Regions from separate parts of the Homo sapiens genome. Here region 1 is linked to region 2. A link is an interaction called in ENCODE POLR2A ChIA-PET data of the cell type or tissue named here. Cell type or tissue: OCI-LY7. All regions are shown on one strand.

Region 1 (5,000 bases), 360 kb after region 2:
CCTCTGCCTGAAAATGAGATAAAAGTCAAGATGTTGAAAACGAAATTTTAAAGGGTAAGTATAGTATCAGTTAGAAAACTTGCACAATCAGCCAGCTGACCAACAAGTACTTAATGAGGGCCTCCTAGGAACACAGCATGATGTCAATAAAACTCACATTGGGCCAGTAAAGAGTTAAGGGGCCTACAAGGAGCCAAAAGGGGCTTTTCTGCTAAGACAGCAGCAGCAGTATTTGATTGTAGTTGAAATATTCCACATGGAGTATTAGAATCTGGTCCTTTAATCAGTGCTAGTTGGCTGCACCACTGGAATATAGGTTCTTTGAGGGCAAAAAACCTTTGTATTCGTCACCATTGTATCTCCAGCCTGGTAAATAGTACCTGCATAATAAGTATTTGTTGAATAAATTAAAAAATAAATGTAAGACTGAAAGGGAGGGACAGGGAAGGAAGGGAGGAGGAAAGGAAGGAAAAGGGAGGGGAAGAGAGGGGAGGGCAGGGGAAGGGAAGGGAAATTCTTTCTATAGTAATTCTCCTGGAAACTACGCCTGGCCACATCCACATAACCCTGAGAAAGATGGAAGCAGAGAGTAAGAACTGGCGGGGGAGGTGTAAATATCAGAGTGAGTGCCAAAGGCATCACCCTTCCTTTGCGACTCAGTAACATTTTGTCCACAACTCCCTTGCACTTACCTCTGTGTACCATATTAGTTGTTTATGGGGTGGTTTACCTGGGCATTCCTGTTGAGATAGGGGGCCTGACAGACACATACCTAGAGACCATTCACGTTTTTTTGTTTGGTTGTTTGGTTTTTTGTTTGAGACGGGGTCTCACTCTGTCACCCAGGCTGGAATGCAGTGGCGCAATCCCGGCTCACCGCAACCTCTACCTCACGGGTCCAAGCAATTCTCAGTTTCAGTCTCCCAAGTAGCTAGGATACAAGCACCCGCCACCACGCCCAGCTAATTGTTCTTGTATTTTTAGTAGAGATGGGGTTTCATCATGTTGGCCAGGCTGGTCTCCAACTTCTGACCTCAAGTGATCCACCCACCTCAGCCTTCCAAAGTTCTGGGATTACAGGCATGAGCCTCCGCACCCAGCCTCATGCAAGTTTATAACTGAGTGTCAGCAGCAGGAAAACTGCATGCAACAGAAACCATGTGTTCTTCTTACATTTTGATAAGGTGGGCACCCTGTATATCTAGTGATATTGATCCCGGAGCATCTTAAAAGCATCACCCAGTCCCTTGTATCCCATACTGAATCATTTCACTCATCTCTGTAGTCCCTTAGAACATAATAAGAGCTCAATATATACTTTTTCGATGAGTAGAAACTTCCTTTTAGACCAGACTGAGAGTGGTCACCGCCAGTATGATCAAGAGAGTCAAGACCAGAAGGAAGACAAAATTAGCCAGAACCACTGGCTGAAAAACTAGAGTCCCCAACCAAAATGAGAGGCTTCAGGTATAAAGGTACATGTTTACTATAATATACATATATTTAGCAGAGAATTTGTTATAAAAATTATGATGTGAAATTAGAAGAAGGTGAAACTTAAATAAGCAAATGTTCAAAATGTGCACCTTTGACCTGCCCTCACAGGAACCCTGCACACACCCACACGCTCCGATCTTATCCTTCCAACCTGAACAGGAGGGATCCATCTTTAGGCTGGAATATGATCACTATATGGTGCAGTTTTTGCTCCAAACACAACACCCATATACAAAAAACTAAAGTCAGAGTCAGAATCTTTGAGATTCATTCTGCTGCAGGTTCATATTGGAATGTCTGTGACTACAGTTAATAAACTATACATTTTCTGTATCAAATAATCCATATTCAGTAAGCACAATATATGGCTAAACATAAGAAACCTCTGACAATCAAGATTTAAAGTAGGTTTGGAGGAAGCAAACTTTGAATTATTAAAACTCAGCTCTAAAAGGCAAGGCAAAGTCCAGCCAAGATCCTTTTCATGGCTGAAGGCAACTATATCTCCATTCTGTGGGCTGAGGGCAAAAATGTCTCCCTGCCAAGGTCAAGAGTTGAAGGTGAATTTCAATAAATCACCTGGGTCTTTTATGCCTGAAACAAGCCTTTGCTAAAGATGTAGGCATTTTAATAAAAAAATAAAGGGCCAAATAACCCAAGCCATTTTGCTTAGTGAAGAAGCTACGTTAAGATACCACAGAAGGAAGTGTAGGCAAATGATGAAAGTATGAGACCTAAAACAAGTACCCGGACCAGAGCCTTCTCACCTAAATTAAGAAGTCTTCAGTTATGTGTAACAAAAATAATGAAAACAAGCTAAATTTCTAATAATAGAAAAATGTCTCAATTATCTCACCAATGAAAATATGAAGCTGCTATAAATTTGCAATAACACAGAAACATGACTATAAGTTACATGAAAGAAAAATCAGGATACAATAATATTTGCGCAGTATTGTCTCAACTGTCCTACTTGAACTTAACTATAAAAAAAGCCAAAGACCATATAAAAAATACTAACATTGGAGGCCAGGGGGCATGGTGGCTCATGCCCATAATCCCAGCACTTTGGGAGGCTGAGGCAGGTTGATCACTTGAGGCCAGGAGTTCGAGACCAGCCTGGCCAACATGGTGAAACTCCACCTCTACTAAATACACACACAAAAAAATAATAGCTGGGGGTAGTGGCACGTGCCTGTAATCCCAGCTACTCAGGAGGCTGAGGCAGAAGAATCTCTTGAACCTGGGAGGTGGAGGCTGCAGTGAGCCAAGATTGCAACCACTGCATTCCAGTCTGGGTGACGGAGAAAGACTTCACCTTAAAAAAAAAAAAAAAAAAAAAAAAAAAAAAAAAAAGCTAACATTGGGTTGCAATGTTACATGTTTTAAATTTTCCTTTGATTTTTATATTTTTCTATATTTTTCACATTTTTTTACAATTGGTAGGGAGAAAAGAAGCTTTAAACCCTCCGTCTCTCAGTTGTTTACTTCCTTTGAATCACAATGTCCTTCCCTAGATGCAATAGGAATAATGGGACTAGTCTTGCTCTCAAATTTTTTTAAATGTTTTGATGTAGCTAGGTAATTATACATAATTTAACATAAAATCAGTCTTTGAGTGATACCAGACAAGGCAAAATGGGAGATCCTGTTCACTCATTCCATTAATACCTAAAGAGAGGTTACTCAATGGAGTTGAAAGGCAATATGATTTTTGAATTCACACTTTTTGAACAAAAGGGACATTCCAGTTGCATATCTCATTTAAATGACAGAAACCGCATGCATACTTATGTACACACCTCTCTAACATAGTCCCAATACCCATACAAACACAAAACAGGCCCTAACTGCCAATTTCACTTTTATAAAACATATTCTGAAAATTATAGGTTTGAAGTGCTAAAAATTTGAAGAACATACTTCAGCAAGTCAGAAAATGGTGGAAATTTTCCCCCTTTTTAATGTAAAGAGGCAGATCATCAACAGTCATTTGCTGAAAAGAAACTTGCTCATTTTTAAACAAGACAGAAATTAAAACTGATGTTGCTCCTGTGTGTGTTTGAGTAATGACACAACCAGGCATTAGTTTAAATCAGCTATTGCTGCTGCAATCAATTTTCTCCTAAATTTATCAAGCATTGTGATGCCTGATTTACTGACGTTTTTGATGTCTTCCCAATTTAAAAAAATTTCCTCAGCCTCAAAACTTATTGTTTTTTTCTGTAAAGCCACAAAAGTGTTCTAATTTTTCTAAAACTAGCCAGAGGAAATAAGGAATAAATAAAAAACCTGAAACCATATAAACAAAGTTGCATTAAGAAATAGAATTCAGGAAAATACCATGACAACAGTCATCACAGTCAAATCTAATGGAACAATTAGACAATTCTGATTATTAAGTTTCTGCCCTTCCATTGGCTAGATAAAATTTTGAAGAATTCCCATGAGCTTCAAGTCATAAGAAAGAAGTTTGGGGCTGGGTGCAGTGACTCACACCTGTAATCCCAACACTTTGAGAAGCTAAGGTGGGAGGGTCACTTGAGACCAGGAGTTTGAGACCAGCCTGAACAATATAAAGAGACCCTCTCTCTAGAAAAAAAAATGTTAAAAATTATCTGGGCGCATTGGTGTGCACCTGTAGTCCCAGCTACTAGGGAGGTTGAGATGGGAGGAGCATATGAGCCTTGGAGTGTGAGGCTGCAGTGAGCTATGAACATCCCACCAAACTCCAGCCTGGGTGACAGAGACCCTGTCTCAAAAAAAGGGAATGGAAGGGAAGGGAGAAGGATGGAAGGAGGCAGGGAGGGAGGGAAGGAGAGAGGAAGGGAGAAGTTCGAACTGCCTTCCCTCCATGGTAGAAGTGAATATACTCATTCATTGCCCTGGCTGCATGGGATAAAGTGGACAGGAGAACTTCTAGGGGCATTACCTAGCCAGGGCCACTATGTGTGATAGTAAAACAGACCAAAACAGACAGTGATCTCACAGTTTTGATGGTTACATGGAAAAATACACACGTTTACTGACTCATAACAAATAATTACTGAGTACCCATTATATGTCAGACTGAACTAGGCAATAAGGACCAAAAGACAAATCAGGCAAGTCTGGTCCCTGCTTCATGGAATCTGCAATCAAACTCACCAAACTCAGAAAAAAAATATATATATATATATATATTCATATTTATATTATATATTACAGTAATACGTATAATTCATCCAGTGCTTACTATGTGCCAGGCAAAAGTGTTTTATGTTATTATCCTCATAATCAAAATAATAGCTACTACTAAGAGCTAGGAACAGTCATTGTGTTAAATATTGCAACTCTATAATGAGAGTGTTTTCTTCTTTATGCTTTATCAGCACTTTGTGATGGGAAGAGTTGCTTAGAGAGGTAGAGGGAATTGTTCAAAGGTCACAGATAATAATGGCAGAATGCAGATTTGAATACAGATATACCTAATTCTAGAACCCATGCTCTTAGCTACCAAGCCC
Region 2 (5,000 bases):
AAATTAGTGTCAAAAATTTTGACAAGAATTTTTTGAGCACCTAGCATGTGTCGGACACTCTTGACACTGGGGATATAGCGATGAACAAAATAATTAAAAATTCCTGCCTTCAAGGAGCTTATTCTGTTGGGGGAAGAGAGATGATAGACAAAATAAATTACTATAAACAAAATAAACAACTGTGAGAAATAAATGAAAGGAAAAAGCAATAAGAACTCTATTTGTATTTATGTAAAGCCAAAATAGATTTAAAAATCAGGCTTATTTACAAAAACAGGGCACAAATATTTTTTCTTAGAAAAGGTTTCATACTGGGATAAAGGTTTTCTTCTGACTCTTACAGAGTAATAGATGCTTGTAAAGTAGTGACTCTCAATGTTGGCTTTAAATTTAATCACATATGCATTTAAAAAAATATGCTTGCCCCTTCCCTACACCCTTGAGCAATTAAGTCAGTATCTTTGGAGGTGGGAGTTAGTAGTTTTAACATCTTCCCAGGTGAGATTCTAATAGAAGCCAGGACTAAGAATCACACCTGTAAAAGATTAAATAATAAAAACTTTGAGGAAAGGTGAGAATATTTGTTATGATCTAATGTGTAGGCTGAAGGAGAAGGCTTGCCCATCAGTGAGAACCAGCTGTGGCATACTGAGATGCCCAGAATCCCTCACATGTGCCACAGAACATGATGTTTTATCTTTGTCCAGTGCATACCAAGTCTGGCCCCTTGACCGAAGGAGTCTTCTTTCCTGAGTCACAGTTCTCTCCTCCATTACCACTCATACCCTGTTTCAGTACTTGTGAGTCCATGAAATGTCTTAAGTCATGAAATCTCTTTAGTGTATGATGGCAACACCCGCCAGCCAAAAGTCTTATTACAATGACTACTGCCATCAGATTGAACACCTTTAAAAACAAAGAATCACAGATCACATTAGAGTTACCTCTGACCATAGGCTGTGTAAGCAATGAGTACCTGGGTTTAAAGATAAAAAGAAAACCAGGGAACTCATACTGTGAAATGCTTGATACCCATTAAAACAATTATATAGGTATACCTTTGTTAAAATGAAACATAGCCATTAAATATTATGAAACGAATCAAGACAGTTGTCAAATAGCACTTGTTCAGTCCATGATCTATGCATGGATACTGGAAAAAGCCTAAAAGAATGAATCCCAAAATATTACAAGAAGGTGAGATTTCAGATGACTTTAAGTCAATTTGTCTTTTTCCAGTTTTCTGTAATGAGCATTTTATTCTTAAAAATATATAAAAATAAAGAACCCCAGAGTGTGTTTGTGTATGCCATACATGAGAAAATGGGAAGAGAAATAGCTAAAGTGTGATTAAATAATTAATCAAAGTCAGCCCAGGTCTACACAACTTTGTGGCCCTGCTTTCAAATTGTCTTCCCTGGGCCTTAATTTTTTGATCTGTAAAAAGGCAGAAGTGAAATCTGCCATAGTTGTCCCATAAGGTTACAGGACATAAAAAATAGCATGATCATTATGTGCTTTAAGGAAGAGTTAAGCAGCATTATATAAAAATGTAGTGCTAAATATTCATGCCTCTCAGATAAAATCATTCAAGCAATATTTACTGAATTCGTACCATGCTTATATAGTTACAAACTTGACTTAAATTTATTTCTTCCTCACAGCACCTCACAGTAGCAAGTAGACTATAACAACCGGCATAAAAACAATGACAGCATTGGTCTGAGACTCTAGAGCAAAGCCACAGAAGCAGAAGAGAAATCATGATGCCCTCGAGCTAACCCTCTCCCAGAGTCCTCTTTGCCTGAGCTCCCATCAGTGGTTGTAGACAAACTTTCCAGGTCTGTTTGTGAGGATAATGTTAGCCAGCTGTAATCTCTTCAGGGGTGAAAGATCTGATGCTATCAGCTAGAGGTGGCCCTGGAATAGATCTGCACACGATATGAAAACATAAGGCTTTAGCAATTGATAGCAAAATAATTCAGTGCCATTTCAGCGTCAATTGCTGCTCAATTTGTCCCCGGAAGAGCATTCAATATTCTTGAAACATTAACTCAGGACCTCTCATTTTTTGCTGCTGTTCCTATCAATATTATGCCCATTGTGAATATTTCCAAAGTAGTAGACTCAAAGTCTTATGGGATTTAGCCTTAGAAAAAAAGGGTTTCAAGTTACAATTCTGTCATATACAGGCCTGTGTCCTTGAGGAAGGCATCTGGGCCCTGGAATCCCAGTACTATCAACGTAAAAATGGAGACATCTGTAATCCCAGCACTTTGGGAGGCCGAGGCGGGCAGATCACGAGGTCAGGAGATCAAGACCATCCTGGCTAACACGGTGAAACCCCATCTCTACTGAAAATACAAAAAATTTAGCCGGGCGTGGTAGCGGGCGCCTGTACTCCCAGCTACTCGGGAGGCTGAGGCAGGAGAATGGCATGAACCCGGGAGGCAGAGCTTGCAGTGAGCCGAGATTGCCCCACTGCACTCCAGCCTGGGCGACAGAGTGAGACTCCGTCTCAAAGAAAAAAATGGAGACATCTGCTTCATAGAATTGTGGTGAGGATTAAATGAGACACTGAGCATAAAGAGCACCGTAATACATCAGATAAAAATTTCCTACTATTCCTCTAATGATGTTCGTTATTTAAAATTGTTTTCAAAATGTTATGCTGGCAATAAAAGAACATAACTTAAGAAGGAACGCTAGGAAACCGTATGCCATGTGAACTTAATCTGTTACCTAAGATGAGCCATATCACAATCTTTAGCCCTGAATACATGGCCTTTCTACTTACATAATAAATTGACTATCGCATAGCTGATAAAAAGGCTCACAGATATTGCCTTCAATTTGGAATAGCTGAACTAGGACAAAACTGTCATTTAAAAAATCAAAAACCACTGAATCATAGCAAATATAAACAGGGGATACAGATGAAAAAGAAAAGTTTATTGTGTTTGAAGATGATAAGGGAAGAAAAAATGGATTTATCTTACATAAAAATAAGACTAGAGAGAATAGAACCTTTAGTAAATATAGCAAGCATTTTACTTTAATTCTGGATAATATTTTTAAAAAGAAAAGGGGCCATAATACATATTTAAGCTCTTTGAAGGTCATAGTCTTGTTTCATTTGGCTTTACTCATTTATTCCTTCTTGTATTTATTTGTAGATTTAGAATTTTTTTTTTTTTTTGGAGGGCAGGTGTTTCATGCATGTGAGGACACAGCAGTGGCCCTAACAGACACTGCTCCTGTCCTCATGATGTTTACAGAATCCTCGCTGCACGGTACAGTCATTAGTCTGTAATGTCGTATAATTATTTAAATGTTGAATGAAGGAAAAAAATAGACAAAAATGAAAATAAGAAGAGAAAGAAAAGAAAAAATCAGAACAGGGAGTTAGAAGGAGAATGGAATTATCCATAATTTTATTTTCGCTTTTTGATGGAAATGAAATACTCTTTTCATATCACACTGTTTGTTTGAGCTACGGGCTTCAGGAAATAATTAGGTTGGTGCAAAAGTAATTGTGGTTTTGGTCATCACTTTCAATGGCAAAAACTGCAATTAGATTTGCACCAACCTAATGCTATCTTTGAAATATAAGTTAAAGGTTTAATCACCACTTGCAATGCTTGTACTGCTTCTTATACATTGCCAAGATCATCTTTGGGAGCTGTCGCTAAAATAAAGCATAAGAAGAGAAGCAAGAATTTTCTTTGAGCTTCTGTGACAGTGCTCAGAGTAATATTGTCATAAAGGCCAAGTGAAAACAACCACGATCTACCAGGGAACTAAAAGTAAACTCCTGCTTTGGTAGACACCAACAATTTCTATAAAGTACAAGCATGGCAGTAAAGTACAGCCTTCTTTCTAGCCTTGTTTCTAGTAGAAAATACAGTGGGATACATGATCTTTAATGATTACATCTTTGGCCTTGAAGAAATAAAATCAAACTTATTTCAAGGCAAAGGCAGGAGAATTAAAATATCTAGGTTGAAAATTAAAGAGTGACAATAGCGGTCATTGATACGCTCTTGCTGTGCACTAGGGATACTGTCAAGCCCTTTCCACACGCCGCTTCCTTTTATCTTCATAGTGATAGTTTGAAATAACTATTAAATCACCTTTTTACGTATGAGAAAACTGAGGTTTAAAGAAGCTAAGTAACTCATTAAAGGTTACTTAAACATGTGTCTGAGTAGGAATTCAAATGCTGGTTCCCCTCTTTTCAGTGACCCTAACTTATCCAGAACATTTTTCAGGGCAGAATTCAAAACTGTTTTACCTTTATAGGTATACATTTAAACTTAATTGTTAATTTTATTTTCAAGATCTCTTTGGGGGAAAAAGTAGCTCACTGAATATTCTAGAAAAAATGTCATGTGTTTCATTGCTTCTAATGAGTTGCTGCAGTTCAGAAGTTTCATTACATTCTGACAATTAAGTTGCTAATAAAGTGAGGAACCACTAATGGACTTATCCATCTCACAAACTCAAGATCCAGCTAGCAACCTAGAACACAATTTCATCACTGGAACAAAAATAATTCTCATTTTGCAATACACATAGTGATTCGATTTAATCTAGGTAAACTGCAGATTGCTCCTGCACTTGACATGATGTTCTGACTGGGAACATACACACACACATGCTCACACACATACAATATTAGTAACAATATGTTGTGCTGATGCAGACTGTATTATCAGAACCAATGATAAGATGATAAGATATTGTTATGCTGGGACAATGCAATGGCTATGGACCCAATATCAAAAATTTATGGTAATTGAAACCACAGAATCTTAGGAAATGCAGTCGATTTCATAGAGTATCAAAGGGTCACTCTATTCAATTTATATTTGAGGCTGAGCACAATATTGAAAAAACACGTGAAAGCAAATGATGTTATCAGTTGTCCAGGATTCAACAACTGACTTACTATCTAAGGTAATTTACTGATTACCAAATATGTGCATAACCTGTGTTGA

The links. ChIA-PET counts read pairs that join two places held together with the same protein. Peaks named below come from ENCODE experiments on the same cell type or tissue, not always from the same donor. Only the 100,000 strongest peaks of a DNase experiment are listed, where the experiment ranks them.
Region 1: POLR2A ChIA-PET joins it to region 2 with 10 read pairs; 2 of 35 experiments call an interaction of 5 or more read pairs at or near these places.

What each region holds. Positions count from the first base shown.
Region 1 is chr4:24,204,023-24,209,022 of GRCh38, forward strand. LOC124900679 (a long non-coding RNA gene) reads left to right here and starts at 3,949. Exons shown (of 2, transcript XR_007058075.1): 1 at 3,949-4,025. It also overlaps a transcript of PPARGC1A not described here. In OCI-LY7, no CTCF peak of the experiment used is centred here; no DNase peak of the experiment used is centred here.
Region 2 is chr4:23,846,624-23,851,623 of GRCh38, forward strand. All of the region lies in intron 2 of PPARGC1A (PPARG coactivator 1 alpha), which reads right to left. Among named protein-coding and RNA genes, the nearest start is that of PPARGC1A, 41 kb to the right of the region's middle. In OCI-LY7, no CTCF peak of the experiment used is centred here; no DNase peak of the experiment used is centred here.